2 separate regions of the Homo sapiens genome follow, and region 2 is linked to region 1. Evidence: chromatin loops called from intact Hi-C (ENCODE). Cell type or tissue: dorsolateral prefrontal cortex. All regions are shown on one strand. Each heading gives the region's core, and the rest is flanking DNA. Links, peaks and the distances in the headings are about the cores only. Region 1 overlaps CLIC4 (chloride intracellular channel 4). Region 2 has its middle 47 kb from the start of SRRM1.

Region 1 (15,370 bases), core at 5,183-10,182:
TGATTGTCATGATTCAGATTGTCATGATTCTGATTGTCATGATTCAGAAGAAAGGATAATAGAAGATCTGTCTGTTGTTATTCCATATTTTGATGGCATTCATTAAAGTGGGACAGAGCACCACTGTATATCTGGAAAGTCAAGGTTAGTGGCCCTCAGCAGAAAGGGGGTAGGAATGTCATTAAAAATATGGAATAACAACAGACAGATCTTCTATTATCCTTTCTTATCCTTTCCTTCCAAAGCCACCTTCCCCCTCACTCTCAGAATAGATGAACTTACACAGATGATTGTGGTAACTGGCCATAAAAGAAAGTTAAATATCATGAGGTGGCAAACCATGTAGTTTTAAGTCTGAATTCAGTTGTGTCCTTTAAGGAAAAAGGTAAAGGCCTGCATCTTAGATATTTTACCAGCAATGTACATATGTCCTAACCCCAAACCTCTTCTTCCAAATTGCAGCCACCCACTCAGCCCTTGGTCCCTTCATGGTAGTCCAGGTAATAGATGGTAGTCTTAGTTAGGTAAGGGGCTATAGGCATAAAAAGGAATGAACGGATTTTAGGAAATAAAAACTAACAGAGTTCAGAAACCAAAGTGAATATGGAGAAAGGGGGGAAGATGTATTCAACAAAATATAATTGAGCCCCTCCTACATGCCAAGTCTTATTCTAAGGATTGTTAAATTCACTGTTGAATAAAACCTAATACATTCCTATCCTCAGAGAGTTTAGATCTTGGGGACAGAGGGTAGTATAGAGAAGCTGGTCAACAAACTAAAGACTCCCAGGGTGAATGCTGGTGTCATTTACTGAGCCATTTACCTTCCCAAGGAGAAACCGATTTAGGGGCTACGGAGATGAGTTCATGCTGAGTTTGAGGTGCCTGTAAGACATGTGAGTAGAGATGTCCAATAGACAGACAAATATGGTTTCAAGTGTCACGCACTGAGCTGGAGCAACGTGTTTAGAAGTTATGAGAACATAAATGAACACCGAAACCATGGAGTAAAGGAGAAGCAGAGGGCCTAGAGAAAGCCCTAAGGAACATCATTTAAAGGATAGGTAGGAGGAATAGTCTGCGGAGAAGACCGGGTTTCACCATGTTAGCCAGGCTAATCTCGAACTCCTGACCTCAAGTGATCCGCCTGCCTGGTCCTCCCAAAGTGCTGGGATTGCAGGTGTGAGTCACTGCAACCGGCCAGATTTCTGAATTTTTAAACAATCTTCCATTCCTGAGAAACCCAACTTGGTTGTACTACCTTTTGTTATGTTGCTGGATTTGGTATATTTTATTTCAGACTTTTGCATCTATATTAAAGAAAGATTGGCTTGAAATTGTCCTTTCTTTTGATGTTCTTGTATGGTTCTGGTATCAAGGCTCCCTGCCCTCAAAAAGCAAGGTAGAAAGCATTCCCTCTTTTCTGTTCCCTGGAAAGGTATATGAAAGTATAACCTTACTTCTTCCTCAAATGCTTGGAAGAGTTCAACAGTGAAGCCATCTGGATCTGGAGTTTTCTTTTTAATTATAAGAAATTTAAATGATATAAGAATATTCACATTTTTAATTCCTCCTTGTGTCAATTTTGTTACACTGTACTTTCTGTAAATTTCTCCAATAGTTTCAAAATTATAAGCATAAATTTTTTCATAATATCCTCCAAAAATCATTTTAATGTAAGATCTGTAGCAATCCTCCTTTTTATTTCCAATATTGGTTTTTGCTGTCTTCTCTCACTTTTCTTGATTTTTCTTTTCAAGGATTTATCCATTTTTTTTATTTGTTAGACTTTGCAAAGAACCAGCTTTTAGCTTCCTTGTTCAATGTCATGTTTGTTTTCTACTTCCTTATATTCTGCTCTTTAGTATTTCTAAACTTTTACTTCACCAATATTTAGCTCTCTTCTTTTCTAATATAGGCTTTTGGAACTAAAAAATTCCCTCTAAGCACAGTTTTAGCCATATCTCACAAATGTAGACATTCTGTATTTTCATCACTTTATTCTTTTTCAATCTGTGGATTATTTAGAAATATACTAATTAATTTTCAAACATGTAGAAACTTTCTAGCTGTAGCTTTTGTTTTTTTCATTTTTGAGACAAGGTTTCACTCCTATCACCCAGGCTGGGGTGCAATGGCACGATCTCGGCTCACTGCAACCTCGAACTCCTGGGCTCATGCGATCCTCCCACCTCAGCCTCCTGAGTAGCTGGGACTATAGGCACATGCCACTGCACCTGTCAAATTTTTGTATTTTTTGTAGACAGAGGGTTTAGCTATGTTGCCAAAGTTGGTCTTGAACTACTGAGCTCAAGTGATCTGCCCACCTCAGCCTCCCTAAGTGCTGGGATTACAGGCATGAGCCACTGTGCCCCGTTCTAGCTGTACTTTTGTTATTGATATCTATCATATTTTCTTTGATTGAGAAACATTCCTCGTTTTCAATTTTTTTGGAAAAATTTTTAGCTTTGTTTTATGGCCCAGCTTTACCATCAATTTTGTTCCATGTGCATTTGAAAAACAAAAGTATATTCTGAAGTACAGTGAGATATGTATATACATATATGAGATTAAATTTGTTCACTGTATTGTTCAATTTTATCTTCTCATTTTTTTCCTTTTGCGGTTGATTCTAACAGTTACTAAGGGGGTAAGTTAAGATCCCCCACTATGACTGTGGATTGATCTGTCTCTTTTAGTTCTGTCAGTTTGGCTTATATTTTCAGGTTAGTTATTTGGTAAGATAAGTTTAGAATTATTTTATCTTCCTGATTAACCTTTTTAAATCAGTCTGGAACACGCTTCATTATCTCATAATGCTTCTTTCCTTAAAGTCTACTTCATCCAATGTCAGTGTGGCTTTGTCAACTTTCTTTAGGTTAGTATTTATACTATTTCATTTTTAGCTCTCCTGGATCCACATTTCATGTATGTATTTGTGTGTTTCATAGATAGACAGATAGATACAGTCTTGTACATAAGCAACATTGTTTTTAATCCAGTTGGTAAACTTTGTTTTTTCATTTGGAATATTTAAATAATGTATATTCAATGTCATTACTAAAAACTCTGGTTCAAATCTGCTATATACTTCTTATTTGTCCACCTGTTCTGTGTTCTTTTCTTCTCTCCTACCTTCCTATGGATTACATTTTTAAAAATTATTCCTCTATTTCCACCTCTATTAGCTTAATATACATCCTTTTCTAGTCTTTGTTTCCTTGACTCATTAAAGTTTAATTATAACTGTTGCCACTTCCAGGATAATGCAAAGACCTTAGAACCCCATTAACCTCCTTTCTGTCCTATATGCTATTATTGTTATGTATTTAATTCTACATTTTTAAAATTTATTTATTTATTTATTTATAGACAGATTCTCACACTCTGTCGCCCAGGCTGGAGTGCAGTGGTGCAATCTCAGCTCGCTGCAACCTCCGCCTCCCAGTTTCAAGTGACTCTCCTGCCTCAGCCTCCCGAGTAGCTGGGATTATAGGCGTGAGCAACCACGCCTGGCTGATTTTTGTATTTTTAGTAGAGATGGGGTTATGCCATGTTGGTCAGGCTGGTCTCGAACTCCTGGCTTCAAGCGATCCACCTGCCTTGGCCTCCCCAAGTGCTGGGATTACAGGCGTGAGCCACCGCACCTGACCCGGTAATATTTTTTACTTAGGAAAATATCAAACAAATTAGAATGTGTTACCTACCTAAGTGATAAGTGGCAAGGTCAAAGATCTACCCATTTTATTATTAAAGGATCATGCTAGCCATAGCCAATGATCAAGTTAGCTTATTTCTTAGATGAAACATAACCAGCAGAGGGCACTGGAACCCAGTAAAATAAAGTTGAGACATTAGCAGAGCTCAACTACAGAAGTGACAAGAGAAACAAGCCACTTAAAAATAAAAAATCAATATAAAACGTTACTGCTCGCCCTCTCCCGTCTCCCTCTCCCTCTCCCGTCTCCCTCTCCCGTCTCCCTCTCCCTCTCCCGTCTCCCTCTCCCTCTCCCTCTCCCGTCTCCCTCTCCCGTCTCCCTCTCCCTCTCCCGTCTCCCTCTCCCGTCTCCCTCTCCCTCTCCCGTCTCCCTCTCCCTCTCCCGTCTCCCTCTCCCTCTCCCGTCTCCCTCTCCCTCTCATGCCGAGCCAAAGCTGGACGGTACTGCTGCCATCTCGGCTCACTGCAACCTCCCTGCCTGATTCTCCTGCCTCAGCCTGCCGAGTGCCTGCGATTGCAGGCGCGCGCCGCCACGCCTGACTGGTTTTCGTTTTTTTTTGGTGGAGATGGGGTTTCGCTGTGTTGGCCGGGCTGGTCTCCAGCTCCTAACCGCGAGTGATCCGCCAGCCTCGGCCTCCCGAGGTGCCGGGATTGCAGATGGAGTCTCGTTCACTCAGTGCTCAATGGTGCCCAGGCTGGAGTGCAGTGGCGTGATCTCGGCTCGCTACAACCACCTCCCAGCCGCCTGCCTTGGCCTCCCAAAGAGCCGAGATTGCAGCCTCTGCCCGGCCGCCACCCCGTCTGGGAAGTGAGGAGCGTCTCTGCTTGGCCACCCATCGTCTGGGATGTGAGGAGCCCCTCTGCCTGGCTGCCCAGTGTGGAAAGTGAGGAGCGTCTCTGCCCGGCCGCCATCCCATCTAGGAAGCGAGAAGCGCCTCTTCCCCGCCGCCATCCCATCTAGGAAGTGAGGAGCGTCTCTGCCCGGCCGCCCATCGTCTGAGATGTGGGGAGCACCTCTGCCCCACCGCCCTGTCTGGGATGTGAGGAGCGCCTCTGCTGGGCCGCAACCCTGTCTGGGAGGTGAGGAGTGTCTCTGCCCGGCCGCTCCGTCTGAGAAGTGAGGAAACCCTCTGCCTGGCAACCGCCCCGTCTGAGAAGTGAGGAGCCCCTCCGTCTGGCAACCACCCCGTCTGGGAAGTGAGGAGCGTCTCCGCCCGGCAGCCACCCCGTCCGGGAGGGAGGTGGGGGGGGTCAGCCCCCTGCCCGGCCAGCCGCCCCGTCCGGGAGGTGAGGGGCTCCTCTGCCCGGCCGCCCCTACTGGGAAGTGAGGAGCCCCTCTGCCCGGCCAGCCGCCCCGTCCGGGAGGGAGGCGGGGGGGGGGGGGGGGGGTCGGCCAGCCGCCCCGGCCGGGAGGTGAGGGGCTCCTCTGCCCGGCCGCCCCTACTGGGAAGTGAGGAGCCCCTCTGCCCGGCCAGTCGCCCCGTCCAGGAGGGAGGTGGGGGGGTCAACCCCCCGCCCGGCCAGCCGCCCAGTCCGGGAGGGAGGTGGGGGGTCAGCCCCCCGCCTGGCCAGCCGCCCCGTCCGGGAGGTGAGGGGCGCCTCTGCCCGGCCGCCCCTACTGGGAAGTGAGGAGCCCCTCTGCCCGGCCAGCCGCCCCGCCCAGGAGGGAGGTGGGGGGGTCAGCCCCCCGCCTGGCCAGCCGCCCCATCCGGGAGGGAGGTGGGGGGGTCAGCCCCCCGCCCGGCCAGCCGCCCCGTCCGGGAGGGGGGAGGGGGGGTCAGCCCCCTGCCCGGCCAGCCGCCCCGTCCGGGAGGGAGGTGGGGGGGTCAGCCCCCTGCCCGGCCAGCCGCCCCGTCCGGGAGGGAGGTGGGGGGATCAGCCCCCTGCCTGGCCAGCCGCCCCGTCCGGGAGGTGAGGGGCGCCTCTGCCCGGCCGCCCCTACTGGGAAGTGAGGACCCCTCTGCCCAGCCAGCCGCCCCGTCCGGGAGGGAGGTGGGGGGGGTCAGCCCCCCGCCCGGCCAGCCGCCCCGTCCGGGAGGGAGGTGGGGGGATCAGCCCCCTGCCTGGCCAGCCGCCCCGTCCGGGAGGTGAGGGGCGCCTCTGCCCGGCCGCCCCTACTGGGAAGTGAGGACCCCTCTGCCCGGCCAGCCGCCCCGTCCGGGAGGGAGGTGGGGGGAACAGCCCCCCGCCCGGCCAGCCGCCCTATCCAGGAGGTGAGGGGCGCCTCTGCCCGGCCGCCCCTACTGGGAAGTGAGGAGCCCCTCTGCCTGGCCAGCCGCCCCGTCCGGGAGGGCGGTGGGGGGGTCAGCCCCCCGCCCGGCCAGCCGCCCCATCTGGGAGGTGAGGGGCACTTCTGCCGGGCCGCCCCTACTGGGAAGTGAGGAGCCCCTCTGCCCGGCCACGACCCCGTCTGGGAGGTGTGCCCAGCGGCTCATTGGGGATGGGCCATGATGACAATGGCGGTTTTGTGGAATAGAAAGGCGGGAAGGGTGGGGAAAAAATTGAGAAATCGGATGGTTGCTGGGTCTGTGTGGATAGAAGTAGACATGGGAGACTTTTCATTTTGTTCTGTACTAAGAAAAATTCTTCTGCCTTGGGATCCTGTTGATCTGTGACCTTATCCCCAACCCTGTGCTCTCTGAGACATGTGCTGTGTCCACTCAGGGTTAAATGGATTAAGGGCGGTGCAAGATGTGCTTTGTTAAACAGATGCTTGAAGGCAGCATGCTCGTTAAGAGTCATCACCACTCCCTAATCTTAAGTACCCAGGGACACAAACACTGCGGAAGGCAGCAGGGTCCTCTGCCTAGGAAAACCAGAGACCTTTGTTCACTTGTTTATCTGCTGACCTTCCCTCCACTATTGTCCTATGACCCTGCCAAATCCCCCTCTGCGAGAAACACCCAAGAATGATCAATAAAAATAAAAAATAAAAAAAATAAAAAATAAAAAAATAAAAAATAAAACGTTACTGCTCAAAAGAAAAAAAAAATAAAAAATAAAAAAAATAAAAAATCAAAAACATAAAATAATAAACATAAATTTTTATTAATTATATTCAGGCCAGCAATAATGCATATAGTTAGCTGAAATGTAAAGTTTATAAATTAACAGGAGAATACAATGTGAGAAACAGCTAGGTCAGTAAGAATTCCAGGAAACGATGAAACACTTTCTATGGGTATATTTAAGAGGAAAAAAGAGAAAAGGAGAGAGCAGAATCTCAAGGTTGTAAAACAAGAGTTAATATGCTTCTTATTAAAGGCAGTGAATGCATGGCCGGGCATGGTGCTTCACACCTGTCATCTCAGTACTTTGGCAAGCCAAGGCAGGTAGATCACCTGAGGTCAGCAGTTCAAGACCAGCCTGGCCAACATGATGAGACCTCGTATCTACTAAAAATACAAAACTTAGCCAGGCATGGTGGTGCACGCCTGTAGTCCCAGCTACGCAGGAGGCTGAGGTAGGAGAATCACTTGAACCCGGGAGGTGGAGGTTGCAGTGAGCCGAGATCGTGCCACTGCACTCCAGCCTGGGTGACAGAGCAAGACTCTTAAACAAAACAAACAAAAAACCAAAAAAATAAAAGTAGTGAATGCAGAACAAGAACATATTAGAGTACAAGGACTTGTTCTTTGATCAGATTACAATGAATGGAATCAGTCTGTGGGGAAGATAATGTTGCCTGAATTCAAACATTGAATTATTGTCTCAAATGCTATTTGAGTGTTTTGACAAGTTTTTGAGCAAATGTTTAACCTTAGACCTGCTCTAAATTAATGTTTTTCCTGAATTATATATATAAAAATCAAATATCCTAAATTTACAAGGTTTATAACATAGTATTCGTCAGTGCAAGACACAGTGGTTCACGCCTGTAATCTCAGCACTTTGGGAGGCCAAGCTGGGTGGATTGCTTGAGTCCAGGAGGTCAAGACCAGCCTGGGCAATGTGGTGAGACCTTGTCTCATTTAAATAAATTTTTTTCAAAAGAAAATTAAGAGTCTAGCATAACATTACAATGACTGTTTTCTCTATAATTTTGTACTTAGCAAAGCACTTCTGATGAAGTCGAATTGCTATACCTGACTACGGTGTTAGTAATTTTTCATAGTTAAGAATGTCATAACAAGGGTATATTAATGAAAACAAAGAATGATGAATTAGTTTGATACAATTATATGTATCAACATAAGGTATGGCCAATAAAACAAACACAAACAGAAATATCAAAAAGTACTAAACAGCATCATTCAATAAACACAATACAGTTTTCAAGACCAATCATCACAAAGGAGTATGTAAATATAAAGAAAATGTCAAAATTAACCACTAGAAGGCAGTAGCAAGCCATCACAAAGTAGCTCCCTGTCTTATAGCTAATAAGTAGCACTATTATTCTCCAATACCCCGATGTAGTAATGCTGGTATCCCTAAGAAGCTATTTCATAAAGCTCTCAAAAAATTTTTAAGTGCAACAGAGCAACAAAATCAGTTTAAAAGTAATTATGAAAGTCAAAACACCCTTTCTTGTCTAAGAGAACACAGCAAAATTACAAAGATTAACACACACCAGGGTCCTAAGTGTAGGGTAATGAATACTTTCATGTTTGTGGGAATATAAACTGGTATAGACTTTTGGAGAACAATTTAGCAAAATAGAGCAAAATTTAAAATGCACAAACTTTTTGAACTATTTGGAATCTAGCTCAAGGACATTCACCAGCAGCATTGTTTATTATAGTGAAGAAAAAAAAAAAACTTGAGACAATCTAGATGTCTATCAACATGGAAATGGTTAAATGAAAATCCATATTATAAAATACAAAGCAGAATTTCTAAAAATTGAGGTAGATCTATATTTTGATATAGAAGCATTTCTACCATATAAGTGAAAAGTATAACTGCATAATGTATGCACATAATACGTACTTACAGAAATGTTTGCAAAATTACATAGAAAAAAGAACACTAAATTGTTGAAGAGGTCATGTAATGTGATTAAAGAGGGGCAATTAAGTTTTATTAAATTTATTTCTATACTATTTTAACTTTTTCAACAATCATGTATTCTCTGTTATTTGTATGATTTGAATGAGTAAAATTCAAGGCAGAAAACATTAAATGTAATAAGAGCACTTCGGTTATTGAAAAACAAGATAATTTACAATGACTAAAACAAAGACTAAAAATTGTAAGCACTGACATGGATAAAACCATATTTTCAAGCTACCTACCGCAGTCTTAATAAAGGGTAACCTTATACAAACAAGTTTTAAGGCTAAGTTACACATCAGTGGAAAATAGAAAGAGGTAATGGGTATTTAAAGATAATTCAATATACAATGCAGGCTTACTGCTACAATAATGCACAACCATCCTCTGACTTCCAACACTTTTCCAGAGAGAAAGGCAGGAGTAGTGGGGAGAGGAGAAAGGAGAGGATCCTGAATAAAAAGGAACTAATCAGAACCTCTAGATTCCTTGCCTCCATCTAAATATAGGAATTTGGACATCATGAAATATGCCTCAGAGTACATTCAACAATGCTAAGTTCACATCTCTTTTATGAGTATTATAAATATCAATGACTGAGTATTATAAATATCAATGACTAGTCACAGTTGGGACCTTAGCAAATTACATAAATTAATGCCATCACAGAACTTAAAAAAAGTAGGAGATCTGGGGACAGGTCATACTTAATACATCCCCACAAAAGAAATTACCCATGAGCTTCTCTTTGACTGCCTAAATGGTTACATAAACTTTTACTCCCAATCAACTTGAACGTGTTATCAAAAGAATTATATATGTGTTATCTATCTATCATCAGTGTCTCTCCCTTTATTCTTCACATTTTACTTGTTTACTTTGTACCCCAACCTAACCACTAGCCCTTCTATTTCAGTTTCATTAGCCCAAAACTGTAGCATTCAGGCATTGAATCCCTTACTTAGAATTAAGTCCTAAAAGGTCTTAAAATTGTCCAAACATATTGGATTTTGAAAATATTTAATAGGTGGTAAAACTAATCAGACTTGTCTACTCTGATTTACCATGTAAAACGACAAATTCATCTCTGTGTAAATTGTCAGCATCTGGGTGGGGGTTGGGGGAAATAAAAAGGAGAATCACTAATTTCCTAGGACTACTAAAGGCATTTGATTGCACTAAATGGATCTGAGGCCTGCGGCAAACATACATAAGGAGGGCCCATTAAGCTCCAAAGTGATTTGAAATATTGTTTTCTAAAGTGTCATGGCCTCAACAGGTCCCTGTGGAGAGAAGTTGCTTGGCAACTGGAACTTTTATTTACCAGCAGGTAATTTAATATAAAGCCTTCTAGATTATGTACCATGTATTATATTATGTTGTTTGTTCTTATTGGTTACAGCATTCTGAGGACAGGAAGAGTAGGTGGCTACTTAAGATAATAACAAATTGATAGGGAAAAAATAGAATACAAAGTTATACTTAAATGAGTCACTTTCTAACCTTTTTATTCCCGCCCCACCCCCACCCCGCCCCATCCTCATCCCTCAAAGGGGAAGCAAACACATTTTATTCCTTTCTCCTCCCCACTAAGTGTCAGAAGAAATTTAACCACCCTCCAACTCCCAAAAAACCACATGGAAAAATAAAAACATAACTGTAACTAAGATTGTTCAAAGAAGTATGCAGCAGGGGCATCTAAGTATAAAAGGGTAGTTTTATGAAAAGAACAGTTAGCTCGCATGAAGCGCAGAACAGAAAAGACACTGTCTGTGGAAAGGAGGGGCTCCAACATAACCACTTGCTTAATGTATAAATTGCTTAGACAGAAACATTAGTCAGGAAAAAAAAAAGCCAATTACTAAAGAAAATTGCTTCCAAACCATGGCAGCTACTGGAATACATTATTAACAGATACAAGCCAGACCTGAGCACTAACATTTTTCCCTTTTTTCCCTTCACTGTAGAAAAACATTTCATGTAGTTAAGTATTATTCCAAAAATCAAGAGCAAAAGACATTGGAATCCAATACTAAATTTTAAAATTGCAGCATTTTATAATAATAGTACTGAAATAACATAAGGAAATTAGCAAGTATTTCACTTTTTAAAAAGATATTCATTCTTGTTTAACCAGCACTGATATTTTCCCCTTTGGTATTCTTGTTCATTTGCTGACATAAACTTCTTCTCAAAAGAATCCCACTCAAGCTAGGAAACTATCTGGAACTATGATAAATATTTTTAGAAGCTAGCATTTTTGGTTATTGGGTTACTTTCAAATAAACACTAATGTGTGCTACACAGTTTTCCCCAGAGAGAACTCTGCTTAACATCCCGAAGAGAAAAGGAAATTACTAAATGCTGTAGTTAAGACAAGGTTCACTGAATGGAACCTCTTCCAAAGAGACCTCCCTACACTATACATTCATTTGGTGAATAAAATAATAAAAATAGTGTCCTTTAATAAATAAAAGAAAATTGCATCTGTACTACCTAAACAACTCTTACCGCGAAAACATGACTTGAAAATGAAATTCCAGCTTGAAGATGCAGAGAAATTTGGAAGGATAGTATGTCTAATTACCCTCTTAAAGCAACTCCAAACATTGCTCAAGGGTAATTAGCAAAAACAACAACAACAAAAACAAAACAAAGCAAAAAAAAAAAAAAAAAAACCTCAGACTGACTCTAGGCTGCAGGCACTCAACAATAAACATTTAGTTACAGTTTAAATTAAGCTCAACCAATCTATGCTAAACCACCACAACCACACAATCCACTGTTTCTGATGCACCATTAATTCTTTGCCTAGCTCCCTTCACAGTAACTTCTCAAAATAAGATGAAATAAACTTCATTCAAGAAGCATTTTATCACACACTTACTATATACTGTGCTACTAGCTAGAAACATGGAAAAATAGCAACATAGGGACTTATTCCAGTTTATTGTCCAATTTCTGACCAACTCTGAAAGACAGTTTTTATTACTTATGGGAATGGCTGGACTCTAAAGTACTCATTTATAATCACTGTCATAATAACAGCCTGTTGTTGTTTGGGGTTTTTTGTTGCAATGTTAATTCAAGTTTTTGTTTTTTACCTTCATTAGCCTCTGGCCTTGAATTCTTGATATATGCAGAGAATTTGGCAAAGATGTCCATTCCAGCAGTATTTGATTCTGGGTGTTTTGGTGAAAGCTTTAAGTACCTAAATAGAAAAAGTGATATGGATTATAGATCCTTCAAAGATGAATTAGCATAAGTTCTCTCAAACCACCATGCTAGCAGTTACTAGACGTCTTTTAATAGTTATTACTATAAGAAATACCATCATTTGTTTTCTATGGTATTTTTAAAAACTGTTTTTTCCTTACGAGACAAAGCTCTGCACTATGTTTTTGTTCACATATTAATATTCTTGGCAACCACAGGGCATGTGCACTCCACCTCCATCTGATAAATTAGAATGCTGGGGAAACAGTTGACTTGTTCAGAGATTTCTGCCAGGCCAATGGGAGTCTTGGAATGAGATTGCTAGAGCAGTGCTGTCCAAGAGAACTTTCTGTGATGATGGAAATGTTCTCTATCTTCATTGTCCAGTACAGTAGCCACTAGTGCCATGTACCTATTTGAATATGAATTTAAATTAATCACAAACAAAATTAAAAATTCACTTCCTCAGTTGCACTAGTCACATTTCAAGTGCTCAGTAGTCACCAGACAGCACAGCTCACGCGCCTTCTCAAACAGCAGTGCCAACCAGATCCTTAGTATGTCCTGCACTAAACCAGCCAGAGAACCCCAACGGCAGGAAAAGCGCCTAGGCTGGTCAAGCATCATGATCACCCATAGCAGGTTAAGGACAAAAACAAAAGGAGGCGGATCAATCGCTTGAAACCTACACCTGGGATTTCCCAAAACCTCCCTTATATTACACATTCCCTAGAATATTTATGAGGGTAGCACCGAACAACAACAAAATGAGATGTCAGAAAGCACACTGACAAGTGTTCTATTGTGTTGTCAAATTTTTCTACTTTTAGAACAGATGTAATACACCAGCTTTCTAAAACACACACAAAAATGTATATTTCACTGTTTAGATTTAAAACACACATACTCTGTGTATATTTCTTCTTCAAACTGGAAAATATATGAAAAAGCTCAATTATTCATCTTCCCTTTAGGAGGACTCATGTCAGCCCCAGGAGTCAGGGCTAGAAGAATTCAGATTCTTAGCCCCATTTTAGGGAAGATTAATCAGCTTGAAGGTCCTGCAAAACGTCACTAGAAAATGGACTTGGGAGCAATAAGACTTTAGAAAAAACCTTACAGTGTACTAATTATTTCAACTCATTTATTTGAAGACATTGTCTTGCCAGCTTTCTTTAAAAACGAAGGGGAAGTAGTTTTCAAAATTCAGTTCAGTTGCAAGTTGTGTTTCAGCTTTTATATTCATGTATCTTCTGTTTACTATTTTGAATTCAGGAAGAGATATATCTTCTAAATATTGGGCAGAGTACTATATTGGTAAGGAAGATATAAAATATCTATGGAACACCTATATGCTCAAGACATCTTTTTTAATAAGTGTACCTAGTCTCTAGATAGCTCTCATTTTTTAAGCTTAAAGATTTATCTTATAAACACAATTATTTACATAAAGAGTTTTTCTGTAAAAATTACAGTGAGTTTCACCTGAATTTAGATATCTATATCTATCTAGCCATACATTAACCACACATCGCCAACTATAGGGCCCTTTACCCTCTCCATTTTCTTTGTTTCTGCCTGGGCTGAAACAGTTAATCACAGATCCACCATCCCTGGATTTTCCTTGACTATACAAACAAGCCTCCAGTTTAAATGTTTGTACTGCTTGTGATACAGGACCATCATTGACTCATTTCAAACAAAAAATAGCGCAGTGAACATAATGCCTTTTCAATACATCTATGTCTTCCTATAGCCAAGTTTCCCAAATTCTCCTTTTCCGCAACCACTATTTAGCTGTACCTAATTGTACTAATGAAGTAAGCCTCATAGTTCTTAAAATAATTTTCGGGAAGGCAGGCTTGAATTACAGATCATTTATATATTCATCATTCATACATACAGTGTAATTCTTGTAATATGCCCTGTTGTCCCTCTGAGATGTATTACTAATTTTGTACTTTTGTGTGTGTGTGTGTGTGTGTGTGTGTGTGTGTGTGTGTGTGTGACAGGGTCTCCCTCTGTCACCCAGGGTGGAGTGTAGTGGCAGGATCTTGCTCACTGCAGCCTCAACCTCCTGGGCTCAAGCGATCCTCCCACCTCAGCCTCCTGAGTAGCTGGGACTACAGGCATGTGCCACCACACTTGGCTAGCTTTTTGTATTTTTTTGTAGAGACGAGGTTTCCCCATGTTGCCCAGGCTAGTGTTGAACTCCTGGGCTCAAGTGATCCTCCTGCCTCAGCCTCCCAAAGTGCTGGGATTACAGGCCTGAGCCACTGCACCCAGCCTGTACTATTAATTTAATGCACAGAATAGTATAGCTATAAGAGAATGTTCACCTCAGATCTCTCATTTTACCTAAAAGGAAATTATGTTCCAGAAAGCTTACACACTTGGCCCCCAAATCACTCAGCTAATTAAAAGTATTGACAAACGAGACCAAGCACAGTGGCTCATGCCTGTAATCCCAGCACTTTGGGATGCCAAGGTGGGCGGATCAATTGAGGTCAGGAGTTCGAGACTAGCCTGGCCAACATGGCAAAACTCTGTCTCCACTAAAAATACAAAAATCAGCCAGGCATGGTAGCGGGTGCCTGTAATCCCAGCTTCTCAGGAGTCTGAGGCAGGAGAATTGCTTGAGACCAGGAAGCAGAGGTTGCAGTGAGCAGAGATCATGCCACTGCACTCAGCCCGGGTGACAGAGCGAGACTGCGTCTCAAAAAAAAAAAGTATTGACAAACTAAAACTGAAATCTCCTGTCCCCAGGTCTAGTGTTTTTGTTTGTTTGTTTGTTTCTATTACAGATTAGATTATCTCTAAAAGATAAATCAAATTCTAAACCAGTAGGTTCAAAATCAACTTTTTTGCATCTTCCCCAAACATTACATTGTAATTTATGCATTATTATTGGCTTTAGCAAATAGCTTGATCAAGCAATGGTTTTCAATTATTGTGAGAACTCATTTTAACACTTAGCAAAAGGGAGGCAAATAATAAAAGGCTAAGTGTCAATGACAGAATAGACATGAGCACCCAGGGTATTTAGACTTTCAGATAAGTCCTTAATTCTGCTTACATCACAGACTCTTAACATTTTAGACTAGCTAAGAATGTTTCCATGCTTTTAGGAAAGATCTCAGGCATTTTCTCCTTTCTGGTGTAAATATAAAAATGAAGGCTGATTAGCCTTGTAAATTCCTTTTTTGTATGTCTTTTTTTTTTTTTTTTTTGAGACAGAGTTTTGCTCTTATTGTCCAGGCTAGAGTACAGTGGCGCAATCTCCGCTCACTGCAACCTCCGCCTTCCGGTTTCAAGCGATTCTCCTGCCTCAGCCTCCCAAGTCGCTGGGATTACAGGCGCCCGTCACCACGCCCAGCTAATTTTTTGTGTTTTTATTAGAAACAGGGTTTCACCATGTTGGTCAGGCTGGTCTCAAACTGC
Region 2 (15,370 bases), core at 4,240-9,239, 140 kb after region 1:
ACTCAGGAGGCTGAAGCAAGAGAATCACTTGAACCCGGTGAGAGGTGAAGGCAGCTGGGTTTCTGGATCAGGTGGGGACTTGGAGAACTTTTCTGTCTAGCTACAGGATTGTAAACACACCAATCAGCGCTCTGTGTCTAGCTAAAGGTTTGTAAACACACCAATCAGCACTCTGTAAAAACACACCAATCAGAGCTCTGTGTCTGGCCAACGGTTTGTAAACGCACCAATCAGCACTCTGTAAAAACACACCAATCAGCACTCTGTAAAAATGGACCAATCAGCACTCTGTAAAATGGACCAATCAGTGCTCTGTAAAATGGACCAATCATCAGGACATGGGCGAGGCCAAGTAATGGAATAAAAGCTGGCCACCTGAGCTCCCAGCGGTAACCTGTTTGGGTTTCTCTCCTTGCTGTAGAAGATTTGTTTTTTTGCTCTTTGCAATAAATCTTGCTGCTGCTTAGTCTTTGGATCCAGTCTACCTTTAAAAGCTGTAACACTCACTGTGAGGGTCTGTAGCTTCGCTCCTGAAGTCAGCGGGATCATGAACCCACTGGAAGGAACAAACGCCTCTGGAAACACCACCTTTAAGAGCTGTAACACTCACTGCAAAGGTCTGCGGCTTCACTTCTGAAGTCAGCAAGACCACGAACCCACTGGCAGGAAGAAACTCCAGACACATCTGAACATCTGAAGGAGCAAACTCTGGACACACCATCTTTAAGAATTGTAACACTCACTGCAAGGGTCCGCGGCTTCATTCTTGGAAGTCAGCAGAGCAAGAACCCACCGGAAAGAACCAATTCCGGATACCAGGAGGCGGAGGTTGCAGTGAGCTGAGATTGTGCCACTGCACTCCAGCCGGGCGACAGAGCGAAACTCCGTCTCTAAAACAAAAACAAACAAAAAAACAAATAAATTAGCCAGGTATGGTGGCGGATGCCTGTAATCCCAGCTGCTCCGGAGGCTGAGGCTGGAGAATCACTTGAACCCAGGAGGCAGAGGCTGCAGTGAGCAGAGATTGCGCCACTGAACTCTAGCCTGGGCAACAGAGTGTGACTCTGTCTTTAAAAAAAAAAAAAAAAAGTATATTTTACATGCTCAATGTGTCAGTTTATTTTATGTCAATATGTCAGTTTATTGTATGTCAATTTTACCTCTGTGAAGCTGCGAAGTCACTATTGTGGAATCCCAGTGTGTAAAAGCTAAAAGCTAAGAATGGAGCAGCTCTGGATGGTGGGGTGAGGGCTGGAGTACCAGTCCCCATCTGCCCCTGAGGATTATCCACTTCACGCCTGGCCTCCACCTGGCACATTTTGAAAAACCACAGATGCTTTTGACAGAGCCTTGCCTAAAGTCCTGCAGACTGAGTTGAGCAGAACCAGGAGCAGAAACTGGGGTTCCTCCCTGTGTGGCCAGAACGCTGCAACAGGCACTGGTGATGGAGGCCATGTTCATCAAGGGCCTCAAGGATGGCCCAACAGCACAGCTGCTAACCAGCCCTGAGGGTCTACTCTGTGCTAAGCCCTAGTTCTTGGGGAGGGGTAAGGAGACCCCAGTTGCTTGTCCTCAGGGAGCTCTCCATCTACTTGGGAACAAGAAAGAACTGGAATTCAGGAAGCACCAGAAACAGAAAATGACACAGATGACTTGAGTGTCATCTGGGTGTCACACTTGAGTGTCCTGGGCTGGGGAGCTGTTGACCACACCCAGAGAGGGCAGCACATGTGGCATGAGCCTTTTCTCCAGCAGCCCAGGAAGAAGGCACAAGGAACAACACTTTGTGGCAGGGGTAGCAAGTGGTACGCCAGATCCACACTATGTAAATGCCCTCGAGGGAATGTCCCTTATTCCACAGTAGGGATGCTGATACCCAGCGAGGAGAAGGGACAAAACCAGAACAAGAGCCGGCGCCTCCTGACTCCAGTTCCAGTCACTTGCCAAAGCTGCCCCTTGGGAGGGTTTGGCATTTGTGCATCGCAGTGCTGGAGTCTGGTGTTCCCCTTGGTAGGACAGGCTATGGGGACTGAGTCCTGGACCATGAGGCCAGGGCAGGGCCATGACACAGGCTGAGGGGGAGGCATGCAACCTACCCATCCAGGCCTCTCCCCAGCTGTTGCTGGGTCAGGTGCTGACAGACTTTCTCCCTGCTGAGCCCTCTGGCATGCTTGGAGCTCAGTGGTGATAATCCAGAACTTCTCTTCCCTTGGAGGGCTCTTGCATGGAGGCAGAGTTCTAGATAAGGACCTAGAGCTTTGCCCTTTCTTCCGGCCCACCCTCCTCCTTTCCTGGGGACTTAATGAAGAACACCAGGGACGGAAGTAGTCACTCTTGGGCAGGGACACTTGGCCGCCCTAATCAGCCTGCCTACTTCCTGCCCTGGCTCCTGCTCTGAGATTAAGAAAAACAACAACCTCTTAAATTTAGACAACTTCTTTGCCATACATGGGGGATGCTCACATACATGCCCTTATTAAAAATGTTTTTACCCAATCCTCACAATTTGGATGACAAATTATGATCCCCATTTTACAGATAAGGAAACTGAGGCTGAGCAAGATGAAAGATTTACCCTGGCCTTAGAATTAGTAAGTGTTCAGAGTTTGTTCGTGAACCTAAGTCTTTGTTTTTGTTTTGTTTTGCTTTGTTTTGAGACGGAATCTCGCTCTTGTTGCTTAGGCTGGAGTTCAATGGCAATGGTGTGATCTTGGCTCACTGCAACCTCTGCCTCCCGAGTTCAAGCGATTCTCCTGCCTCAGCCTCCCAAGTAGCTGGGATTACAGGCGCCCGCCACTGCGCCTGCCACCGCAACTGACAAATTTTGGTATTCTTAGTAGAGACGAGGTTTCGCAAGGTTGGCCAGGCTGGTCTCAAACTCCTGACCTCAGGTGATCCATTCGCCTCGACCTCTTGATGTGCTGGGATTACAGGCGTGAGCCACCGCATCTGCGCAAGTCTTTGGTTTTGTACTTTTTTATTCTTTATTTTTTAAAGGTCCTCTACCATTTCCAAGACATAGTCTTTCTCTGTTTCCCAGGCTGGAGTGCAGTGGCACGATCACGGCTCACTGCAACCTTGATCTCTTGGGCTCAAGCCATCCTCCCACCTCAGCCTCCTAAAATGCTGGGATTACAGGTGCATGCCACCATGCCTGGCCCCTCAAGTCTTCGGACTCCTAGCTTTCCCCTCCCTACTCCTATCCTTGAGCTCCTGTGAATGCCTAGAGGGAGTGTTATGTGATCGAAAACAGATGAGTGCTGAGATGTTCAAGCTGAATTTGAATCCCAGTTACATGGCTTACTTTTGCTGGACTAGTTACTCCACCCCTCTGGGCTTCAGTTTCCTTATCTGTAAAAGGAGATAATTATAGTAACCACCCATCAGGTTTGATGTGAGAATGACACAAAGCAGCCACATGTGAAGTACTTGGCACATAATAAGCAGAAAGCACTTAGTGAACCACAGCTGCTGTTTAATCACGGGTCCTGCTGGTGAGGCCACGTCTGTCCCGCAGCTCTCTGCACGTACCCTGTCTTGCTGCTGAGCCTCTGTTGCCTCCAGTGCCTTGCCCCGTGTCCTTGCTGGCTGCTGGGAGGATCAGATGAGATGGTGAAGGGCAAAGGGCATGAAGTATGCAGCTTTTTCTCTGCCGGGGTATGAATGACCACGCAAGACCCGGTGTGTTGGAAGTGAGGCTGCTCCTAAAATTTCATCATCTTCTCTGGACAGAAGTGAACTAAGAAAACCCCAAAGCATCCTCAGATATGTTAATACAACCTTCTGCATTCAAAAAGGAGGAAACTGTGGCCCAGAGAGGAGCAGGGACTTCCTCAAGGTCACACAGCAAGGCTGAGTGGAAGCTGGCCCAGAGCTCTTCCCACCTGGCCACATGATTCCTCTGTCTTCCTTCCCCCGAAGGGACTGACCCAGAGAGACCTGGAAATTGTTGCCCAATGTTTAAGGGCAATTACAGGATGGAAAAGCCATGTCTTAGCAGGAGTGGCCAGTGGAAGGATGAGTACCATGGTCAGGAGTCCATAGAACAATGTGGTTTTCCTGTACCCAGCATCACTGGTGGCCATGGGACAGTAGTGTGTACCCACTATGTTGCCCAGGCTTGTAGTATAAAGGACCAAGGCTGAGCATGGTGGCTCACACCTGTAATCCAGCACTTTGGAAGGCCAAGGTGGGCAGACCACCTGAGTTCAGGAGTTCGAGACCAGCCTGGCCAACATGGTGGAACCCCGTCTCTACTAAAAATACAAAAATTAGGCCGGGCTTGGTGGCTCACACCTGTAATCACAGCACTTTGGGAGGCCGAGTGGGCAGATCACGAGGTCAGGAGATTGAGACCATCCTGGCTTACACGGTTAAACCCCGTCTCTACTAAAAATACAAAAAATTAGCCAGGAGTGGCGGTGGGCACCTGTAGTCCCAGCTACTCGGAGGCTGAGGCAGGAGAATGGCGTGAACCCAGGAGGGGGAGCTTGCAGTGAGCCGAGATCGCACCACTGCACTCCAGCCTGGGCAACAGAGTGAGATTCCATCTCAAAAACAAAAACAAACAAAAAAAAAAAACAAAAAAAAAGGACCAAGGCCAAATGTGGTGGCTTACGCCTATAATGCCAGCACTTGGGGAGACTGAGGCAGGAGGATTGCTTGAGCCCAAGAATTCGAGACCAGCCTGGGCAACATGGCGAAAACCCATCTATATTAAAAATACAAAAAAATTAGCCAGATATGGTGGTGTGAGACTGTAGTCCCAACTACTTGAGACGCTGAAGTGAGAGAATCATCTGAGCCTGGGAGGTTGAGGCTGCAAGTGAGCCATGATAGCTCCACTGCACTCCAGCCTGGGTGACAAAGTGAGACCCCTTTTCAAAAAAAAAGAAAAAAAATAGGACCAAAGACTGAGAAGGTGAGAAGGGTCCACCCTTCCTCCCCTAGAGTCTGGGCCCAGCTCCCACCACTGCCCATAAAAGGAGCATAGTCAGACAAGGCAGATCTGGAGGATAAGATGAGGAAGATAAAAATCATTCTTTGAATGGTATGACTTAGAAAACCTAGGTCAAACTGGCTTCACCATAAGGGGAATTAACTGGATTCGAGGTGAGTCCTCAGGTGAGGGCTTCCTCCAGCAGCTCGAGTGGCGTCACTACGGTGTGGTTTAAAATCAGTCCATGCGTTCTTTGGCACTTCCTTTAAAAGGAATCCTAGTTATGCTTCCCTTGGCTGTGGGCTGGACATAGTGACTTGCTTCTAATGAATAGAAAAAAAGCAAAGATGATAGTGTGCAGGTTGTAGAAGGCACTGTGGCTTCCTTCTCTCTATCACACACACAATCATCATCATCATCATCGTCATCGTCATCGTCATCATCGCTCTGGGGAAAGCTAGCTGCTATGGAGAGCCCGCTTGGTGAGGCACTGAGACCTCCTGCCAATTGCCACATGAGTGCACCATCTTCAAAGTGGATCCTCCAGCCCCATCTTGGAAGTGGATGACTGCACCCCTAGCCAACATCTTAACTATAAACACATTAGAGACCCTGAGCCAGAACCACTAATTGGGATCTCTTCCAATTTCCAATCCTCAACTCTGGCGACTCTGGGAGATAATAAATGTTTTTTGTTATTGTTGTTTTTTTTTGTTTTCAAGACAGAGTCTTGCTCTGTCACCCAGGCTGGAGTGCAGTAGCCCGATCTTGGCTCCTTGTAACCTCTGCCTCCCGGGTTCTAGCAATTCTCCTGCCTCAGCCTCCCGAGTAGCTGGAATTACAGGCGCCTGCCACCACGCTCGGCTAATTTTTGTATTCTTAGTAGAGACGGGGTTTCACCATGTTGGCCAGGCTGGTCTTGAACTCTTAACCTCGTGATCCACCTGCCTCGGCCTCCCAAAGTGCTGGGATTACAGGCATGAACCACTGCGCCTGGCCCAATAAATGTTTTAAACTGCTAAATTGGGGGTGATTTGTTACACAGCAATAAGTAACTAATAACACCACAGACTAGGTTCTATTTCTTCTTTCATTGTTTTCTTTTTTTCTTATTTTGGAGACAGGGTCTCCTTCTGTTGCCCAGGCTGGAGTGCAGTGGTGCAATCACGGCTCATTGCAGCCTCTATTCAAGCGATTCTCCTGGGCTAAAGTGATCCACCCATCTCAGACTCCCAAGTAACTGGGACCAAGTAACTGGCTAATAAAAAAAGATTTTTTTTTTTTAGTAGAGAAGAGGTCTCACAATGTTGCCCAGGCTTGTCTTGAACACAAGCTGAAACGATCCTCCCGCCTTGTCCTCCCAAAGTGCTGGGATTGCAGGTGTGAACCACTGTGCCTGGCCTAGGTTCTTTTTCTTCTTGAAGTCTCTGGGCTCTGCCTTCCTCTGTATGTTGACTTCATTCTCAACAGAAATTTTTGGGAATAAGAGCTACTGCATCTCTAGCTCTCACATCCCCTTAACACACTGTCCAGGGAAAGAGAGTACCTCTTCCAGTACTCCTGTAGAAATGAAAAGCAGCTTCTCTCCCTCAAAAAGCTCCACTGACTTCTCTTGGCAAATCCTTGGCTCTGACTGAGGTAGTGTTCATTTCTGTGACTAGAGAGATTGGATGCATATGGCTTCTCCTCCAGGGTCATCAGAGCCCACCCTGGAAGAGTGCTACCAACCCCACCCACTAGCATAGAATTCCAGTAGAGCCCAATATGGCTCTGATGGTGGGAGAGACAGGGAACATATGCTGGGAAGCCATGTAATAGCCATGACATCGGGGTAGTACGTGGAAGGCTCAGAACAGAAAATTCCCCACAGGCCCCAGAACATCCTCTAGAGCAGCAGTCCCCAACCTTTTTGACACCAGGGACCAGTTTTGTGGAAGACAATTTTTCCACAGGCAGCAGGAGCATGGTTTCAGGATGAAATCTTCCCACCTCAGATCATCAGTCATTAGATTCTCATAAGGAGCACAAAACCTAGATCTCTCAAATGCACACTTCACAGTAGGGTTCGTGCTCCTATGAGGATCTTTTTTTTTTTTGACTGGAAGTCTAGCTCTGTCACCCAGGCTGGAGTGCAGTGGCTCGATCTTGGCCCACTGCAACCTCCGCCTCCCGGGCTTAAGCGATTCTTCTGCCTCAGCCTCCTGAGTAGCTGAGACTACAGGTGCGTGCCACCACACCCGGCTCACAGTGAGCCAAGATTGTGTCACTGCACTCCAGCCTGGATGACAGAGTGAGACTTCATCTCAAAAAAAAAAAAAAAAAAAGGCCAGGCACGTGGTGGCTCACACCTGTAATCCCAGCACTTTGGGAGGCTGAGGCGGGTGGATCATGAGGTTAGGAGTTCGAGACCAGTCTGGTCAACATGGTGAAACCCTGTCTCTACTAATAAGGCTTAGAGGTGAAGGGGTGGGTTCTGGAGTCAGACAGACAAGATCTAAATCCTGGTTCTATTGCTCACCAGCTATGTGACTTTCTTTTTTTTTGAGACAGATTCTGCCTCCCAGGCTCAGGAGATCTTCCTGCCTCAGCTCCCAGAGTAGCTGGGACTACAGGTGCGTGCCATCACGCCTGGCTAATTTTTTTGTAGAGATGGGGTTTCTCCATGTTACCAAGGCTGGCCTCAAACTCCTGGGCTCAAGCAATATGCCTGCCTTGGCCTTCTAAAGTGCTAGGATTACAGGCGTGAGCCACCGCGCCCAGCCTATGTGACCTTTGTGTGCCTTGGTTCCTTCATCTATAAAATGGGAGAAGAATGCCCAGGAACACAGGTGGAAGAATTAATGAGATGCAGTAAGGGCTCAGTGCTGGAATTACAGGTGGGAGCCACCGCACCCAGCCTGTGTGAAAATTTTAAGAATTAGAATCAGGCCGGGCACCGTGGCTCATGCCTGTAATCCCAGCACTTTGGGAGGCCAAGGCAGGTGGATCGCTTGAGCCCAGGAGTTCAAGACCAGCCTGGGCCACATGAAAAACCCAGTCTCTACAAAAAAATTTTTTTAATTAGCCAGGCATGGTGGCATGCGTCTGTAGTCCCAGCTACTTGGGAGGCTAAGGTGGGAGGATTGCCTGAGCCCAGGAGGTCGAGGCTGCAGTGAGTTGTGATCATGCCATGTACTCCAAGCCTGGGCAACAGTATGAGACCCTGTCTAAAAAAAAAAAAAAAAAAATCAGAATCACTTTGCTCTAAAACAGATCTTTCAGATAATAAGAGCAGAGCTATGGCAGCCAGGTGTGGTGGCTCACACCTGTAATCCCAGCACTTTGGGAGGCCAAGGCCAGCGGATCATCTGAGGTCGGGAGTTGGAGACCAGCCTGAGCAACATGGAGAAACCCCATCTGTACTAAAAATACAAAAATTAGCTGGGCATGGTGGCACATGCCTGTAATCCCAGCTATTCAGGAGGCTAAGGCAGGAGAATAACTTGAACCTGGGAGGTGGAGGTTGCGGTGAGCCAATATCACACCACTGCACTCTAGCTTGGGCAACAAGAGCGAAACTCCACGTCAAAAAAAAAAAGAAAAAAAGAGTAGAGCTATCTGTAGCTATTAAAGAAGAGAAAAAATAAGAGGAAAACAATATTTGCTGAGGATTTATTATGTACCAGGCATGGCACTAAACCTGTTTAGAGGTCCTGTCTCATTTAATCCTCACAGCCTTATGAGGTAAATACTATTATTAACCCTGTTTCACAGGTAATGAAACAGATGCACAGAACAACTGAGTGTGTTCATTGACTGTCATTCATTCACTCAATGCCTCGCCTGTGCCAGGCCTTGGGGACTCCCCAGTACACAAAGTAGACAAAGGCCCAAGTCGCCTGCTGTTGAAGGACTAGAAAGTGGGTTCCCTAGGACCCTCGGGGGAGCGTCTTCAGAGCCCAAGTGCATGACCACGATGGAACGGGATCCTCATGAAGTAGTGAGTTTCCTGCCACTGAAGGTATGCAAGTGAGAGCTGGGGACTTGCTGGGAAGGAATTCCCGCTTGGGATGGGCTGGAGCCAGTGGACGGCAGGAGCCCTGTAGCTGTTCTTCAAGTTCTGCAATCCTACAGGGAACCTCTGAGCACTGAATCAAAGCCTCCCACTTGCAGGATAAAAGGTGGGGAGGAGGAAAAAGGAAAGGGGAAGAAAGCATGGAGAAGCCGGAGGGGCAGGACTGACCTCAGGGCATCAGCTCCACAGCAGGCACCCAGGCCCGGGTGCCACCTAGTGGAAGGCTCAGAAAACGAAGAGAAGGCCAGAGAGAGGGACAGAGACGAAGAAATTGAGAGTGACGGATGAGTGTGTCCCTGAGCTAACTCAGGAGCCCTACCTCAGTGTCCCAGACCCTTCTGAATAATGACACTGGATATAGTGAAATTTAAGACTTTTTTCCCCTGTATTTTGACCTCTCTAAAGTCAGATACGTCTTACAATGAATGCGGTGGTGGTTTAATAGGTGGTGGTGCATCCTACAATTGCACGTATGTAAGATTTGATGGAACACTGAAAACTGTCATTGATGGAGCCCTTGTGACATGCCAGGCATGAGCTAAGCCCTCTACCTGTATGATGTTATTGAATCCATGCCCATTTAACAGAAGAGGAAACAGAGGAGGCTGAGGGAGGTGAAGTCATGTGCCCAGGTCTCACAGTAAGTATGTCTGTGGCTGAGAAGCTGGCTGCAGGACTGCTGACCACTGCTACACTGCACAGCTCCCCTCTCTGTGTCACCAGTCACCTTGTTTTATCACTGCCTGAGTGTCCCCTGGCTCCCACCCTCGACCCCTGCCCACATGCCATGATCTCCGCTGGGACAGGGCCTGTGTTTCATTTGTCTAATTTAATGCTCACAAAAACCCTGTGAAGGTGGGTACCATCACTACCATTTGACCTACAGAGGTTAAAGTTTAAATAAATAGAAGCATCTGGCTGGGTGTGATGGCTCATGCCTGTAATTCCAGCACTTTGGGAGACCGAGGCGGGCAGATCACTTGAGGCCAGGAGTTCCAGACCAACCTGGCCAACATGGCAAAACCCTGTCTCTACTAAAAATACAAAAATTAGGCTGGGCATGCTGGCTCACGCCTGTAATCCTAGCACTTTGGGAGGCCGAGGCGGGTAGATCACCTGAGGTCAGGAGTTCGAGACCAACCTGGTCAACATGGTGAAACCCTGTCTCTACTAAAAAATACAAAAAAAATTAGTTGGGCATGGCACGCTCCTGTAATCCCAGCTACTCGGGAGGCTGAGGCTAGAGAATCACTTGAACCCGGGAGGTGGAGGTTGCAGTGAGCCGAGATTGCACCACTGCACTCCAGCCTGGGCGACAGAGCAAGACTCCGTCTCAAAAAAAAAAAAAAAAAGTATGCTATAATTCTAGTTCATATTATGCCCAGTGAAAAAAAGAATATTAAATATTATGTGTATCTGGTATGATCCTGATATTTGTAGCTATGAATGTACTTATAGAGAAAAAACCTGACTCATTTTATATATTAGAGGAGAGGAGCTCAGGGTGGGTTCGGTGTAGCCAGGTAGGACATTTGACCTAGGACAGGTGTCTTTGATTATATTAGGATGGTGGGATTGCCAATAATTTTTTCTCTAGATTTTTATGTTTTCCAAATTCTCTAAAAATGAGCATGTCTTTTTAAAATTAGAAAATATCCTATAAGGCCAGGCGCGGTGGCTCACGCCTGTAATTCCAGCACTTTGGGAGGCCAAGGAGAGCAGATCACTTGAGGCCAGGAATACCAGACCAACCTGGCCAACATGGCAAAACCCTGTCTCTACTAAAAACACAAAAATTAGGCTGGGCACAGTGGCTCATGCCTGTAATCCTGGCACCTTGGGAGGCCGAGGCGGGTGGATCACCTGAGGTCAGGAGTTTGAGACCAGCCTGGTCAACATGGTAAAACCCCGTCTCTACTAAAAAAATACAAAAAAAATTAGCCGGGCATGGTGGCACATGCGTGTAATCCCAGCTACTGGAGAGGCTGAGGCTGGAGAATCAGTTGAACCTGGGAGGTGGAGGTTGCAGTGAGCCAAGATCATGCCACTGCACACGCCAGCCTGGGCAACAGAGCGAGACTTTGTCTGAAAGAAAAAAAAAAGGCATCTAAAATTATTTTTAAATGACTGGGTAAGAAATTTACAACGGGGAGGACTGTGGCTGTGTTTTGATGTTGGCATAGGGGTGACTTTTATTTATTTTCCAATTTTCCTGGCCATAGAAAACACTTTTAAAATGTATGCTATAGCCGGGCACAGTGGCTCACACCTGTAATACCAGCACTTTGGGAGGTCAAGGCGGGTGGATCACCTGACGCTGGGAGTTCGAGACCAGCCTGACCAACATGGAGAAACCCTGTCTTACTAAAAATACAAAATTAGCCGGGCGTGGTTGGCACATGGCTGTAATCCCAGCTGCTCGGGAGGCTGAGGCAGGAGAATCACTTGAACCCGGGAGGCGGAGGTTGCGTTGAGCTGAGATCACACCATTGCACTCCAGCCTGGGCGACAAGAGCAAAACTCTGTCTCAAAAAAAAAAGAAAAAAAGAAAAAAAAGAAAAGAAAATATCATATTAAATGCATTTATAAGTCCAACAAAGATTTGGACAAGAAAGGACATACCAGGCTAGGTGCAGTGGCCCACCCTGTGATCCCAGCACTTTGGGAGGCCAAGGTGGGAGGACTGCTTGAGCTTAGGAGTTTGAGACCAGCTTGGGCAACGTGGCCAAACCCCACTTCTACCAGAAATACAAAAATTAGCTGGGCCTGCTGGCATCCGCCTATAGTCCCAGCTACTCAGGAGGCTGAGGTGGGAGGATGACTTGAGCCCAGGAGGCGGAGGGTGCAGTGAGCTGAGATCACGCTATTGCACTCCAGCCTGGGCGACAGAGCAAGACTCTGCCCCCACCGGCCCCCGCCCTGGCCACCCCCCACCAAAAGAAAAAGGACATTCCAGGCAGAAACAGCAAGAAGCAAGAAAAGCAAAAGAAAGAAAGTGGGAAATCCCAGGGTATGAGCCTTGAACCAGCCATGAGCACCTGGCGGATGCTCGGCAAATCCCTACTGCCTGGGTGGGTCCGACCGGGCTGAGACCAGTTAGGCTTTGGCACCTCCCTCTGGTTGGCTACAGAAGCCAAGCCCCCACGTTTAAAATGCCAGAAGCCCCGGGCCTGGTTGTGCACTGAGGAGGGTCTTGGTGAAGAAACACATGCTGAACTTCATAAGGACCGTTGTTTCACACCCTTTTCCCAGGTGCGGCTTTTCACTCCATGTTACCAGGGTCCACTGGAACCACTTCTCCTCCTACTTCAGACGCCCTGGCTGACCTCACCTGGTCTTTGTTTCCTTCACTACAACAGAAGTTGGGCAATTTTACGAGCACCCTGGCTGAGGCAGTGTGATAGAGTGGGAAAGTGCCGGGGCCATGAGTTTGCTATGGTGTGTGGGAGTGTGGGGACCTTGGGCTAGTTAGTTCGGGGCTTTAGACTATTTTTTTTTTTTTTTGAGATGGAGTCTCGCTCTGTCACCCAGGCTGGAGTGCAATGGTGCGATCTTGGTTCACTGCAACCTCCACCTCCTGGGTTCAAGCAATTCTCCTGCCTCAGCCTCTCAAGTAGCTGGGATTACAGGCGCCCACCACCACGCCCAGCTAATTTTTTGTATTTTTAGTAGAGACGGGGTTTCACTATGTTGGTCAGGATGGTCTCGATCTCCTGACCTCGTGATCCGCCCGCCTCGGCCTCCCAAAGTGCTGGGATTACAGGTGTGAGCCACCGCGCCTGGCCCAGATCAGTGGTTTTCACTTTTTTTTTTTTTTTTGGCTAGGTCCTACTAGTGGCTCTATTTTACAGAGAAAGTTTGAACTATAACTTCCTCCTAAGGACTCTGCAGGCCAGTTTAAAAACTGGCAGCCTAGATATCTATAAAGTAGATAGTTTTGATTTTGTTAATTATAAATCGCATTAGAATACTTTTTTTTTTTTGAGACGGAGCCTCACCGTGTTACCCAGGCTGGCATACAGTGGTACAATCTCGTCTCACTGCAAACTTCACCTCCCGGGTTCAAGCAATTCTCCTGCCTCTGCCTCCTGAGTAGCTGAGATTACAGGCGCTTGCCACCACACCTGGCTAATTTTTGTGTTTTTAGTAGAGACAGGGTTTCACCATGTTGGTCAGGCTGGTCTTGAACTCCTGACCTCATGATCTGCCCACCTCAGCCTCCCAAAGTGCTAGGATTACAGGCGTGAGCCACTGTGCCTGGTCTAGAATATTTTTTATTTTATTTTTATTTTTATTTTTTTTGAGACAGAGTCTTGCTCTGTTGCCCAGGCTGGAGTGCAGTGGCGCGATCTCGGCTCACTGCAAGCTCCGCCTCCTGGGTGTCAAGTAATTCTCATGCCACAGCCTCCCAAGTAGCTGGGACTACGGTGTGTACCACCGCGCCTGGCTAATTTTTGTATATATATATATTTTTGGTAGAGATGGGTTTTCACCATGATGGCCAGGCTGGTCTCAAACTCCTGGCCTCAAGTGAACCACCTGCCTCAGCCTCCCAAAGTCCTGGGATTAGAGGCATGAGCAACCATGTCCAGTCTAGAATACATTTAATATTGCAACCCCATACACACACACACACACACATACATGAATATATATACACGATCCATGAAACAATACTTAACCCGCTATATGCGATTCAGACTCAAGTTTATTGTTTTCTTTTTCTTTTAATGCTAGTTGTGATACATTAAATTTTACAATTCACTCATGGGTCTCAACCTACAGTCTGTGAAACACTTCCTTAAGGTAGCTTCCAGCTAAGGAGTTTACAATTCTACTGATATTAAGTTGTTCCCGTCGTTCCTCCTGCCCCATCTGGTGAGAGGTATCCATAGCCCTCTGCAAACAGGGTGCTTCTCTTGGGACTCAGCACCCATCAGCTCCTCCTCTCTGATAGACATGAAATATAAGGGTCAGCATCTTGGCAGAAACCCCGAGAGAAAAAAAAAAAAAAAAGCTCGGGGCAGTCTGAGCTATGTGAGTCATGCAACATTTATCAAGCTCACAGATATAGGAGCATGGGACTTTAGTCATCCCTCTTCCCCACAACCCCATGCTCCGGGGCAACTGTTCAAAGGCATTTTGTTCCTGACTAGCTGCCTCACCCACTATCTTCATGCTCTTGGAATCTGTGATACAAAGAACAATGTACGGCCAATCAAGAACTAATTTTTTTTTCTTTGAGACGGAGTCTCACTCTGTTGCTCAGGCTGGAGTGCAGTGGCCTGATCTCACTGCAACCTCCGCTCCCCCGGTACAAGCGATTCCCCTGCCTCAGCCTCCCGAGTAGCTGGGATTACAGGAGTGCACCACTGCGCCCAACTAATTTTTGTATTTTTTAGTAGAGATGGGGTTTCACCATGTTGAGCAGGCTGGTCTTGAACTCCTGACTTCATGATCTGCCCGCCTCGGCCTCCCAAAGTGCTGGGGTTGCAGTCATGAGCCACCGCGCCCGGCCCCTATTTTTATTTTGGTTTTTTTTTAAGACAGTCTTGCTCTGTCGCCCAGGCTAGAGTGCAGTGGCATGATCTTGGCTCACTACAAGCCTCCCAGGTTCAAGCAATTCTCCTGCCTCAGCCTCCTGAGTAGCTGGGATTACAGGCACGTGCCACCACACCCAGCTAATTTTTGTATTTTTAGTAGGTATGGGGTTTTGCCATGTCGGTCAGTCTGGTCTCAAACTCCTGATCTTAGATGATCTGCCCGCCTCGGTCTCCCAAAGTGCTGGGATTACGGGCACGAGCCACTGTGCCCGACTGAGCTTATGTGATAGATGTAATAAATTCTTGGTAAACAATTTCAGAACTGCCTCTTCTTTATTCCTTCAAGAGACCCATTTGTAACTGCTGCTAATTGGAGTGTATATTTAGGACAACCTGAATCTATCCTCTTGGGTAGCCAACCTCAAGCTCTGGGCTCTGTACGTAGTCTTATTTTTTGAATCTCGTTATTCAAGCTTGACATTCTTATAATTATGAAAGCCTGCCAACCTGCTACATATTGACAAACATGAAACGTTTTTGCCAAGAGCTTTGGAAAAACCTGTACTTCAGATCCTACTGTGAACCCAAAGTGTCTGAGACAGGTCTCAATCAATTTAGAAAGTTTATTTTTGCCAAGGTTAAGGATGTGGCCATGGCAGCCTCAGGAGGCCCTAATGACACGTGCCCAAGGTGGCGTGGGTACAGCTTGCTTTTATGCATTTTAGGGAGCCATGAGACATCAGTCAATACGTGTAAGATGTACGTTCAGTCTGGAGAGGCAGGACAACTTGAAGCAGGGTACAAGAGGAGGTTCCAGGTGATAGGTAGATAAGA

Evidence for each region. Peaks named below come from ENCODE experiments on the same cell type or tissue, not always from the same donor. Only the 100,000 strongest peaks of a DNase experiment are listed, where the experiment ranks them.
Region 2: a loop joins it to region 1, with 8 times the contacts of the local background. A loop is called at or near these places in 107 of 110 quality-filtered maps.

What each region holds. Positions count from the first base shown.
Region 1 is chr1:24,823,564-24,838,933 of GRCh38, reverse strand. It overlaps CLIC4 (chloride intracellular channel 4), which reads right to left. Exons shown (of 6, transcript NM_013943.3): 4 at 11,818-11,924. Among named protein-coding and RNA genes, the nearest start is that of CLIC4, 86 kb to the right of the region's middle. In dorsolateral prefrontal cortex, for the core only: CTCF peaks have their summits at 6,800, 7,867 and 8,066 (motif pointing right); no DNase peak of the experiment used is centred there; H3K4me3 peaks cover 365 bases; H3K27ac peaks cover 2,754 bases.
Region 2 is chr1:24,682,565-24,697,934 of GRCh38, reverse strand. No RefSeq gene overlaps it. Among named protein-coding and RNA genes, the nearest start is that of SRRM1, 47 kb to the right of the region's middle. RefSeq lists a silencer at 2,311-2,430 and an enhancer at 13,903-14,197. In dorsolateral prefrontal cortex, for the core only: CTCF peaks have their summits at 9,011 and 9,211 (motif pointing left); a DNase peak (open chromatin) is centred at 9,184; H3K27ac peaks cover 479 bases.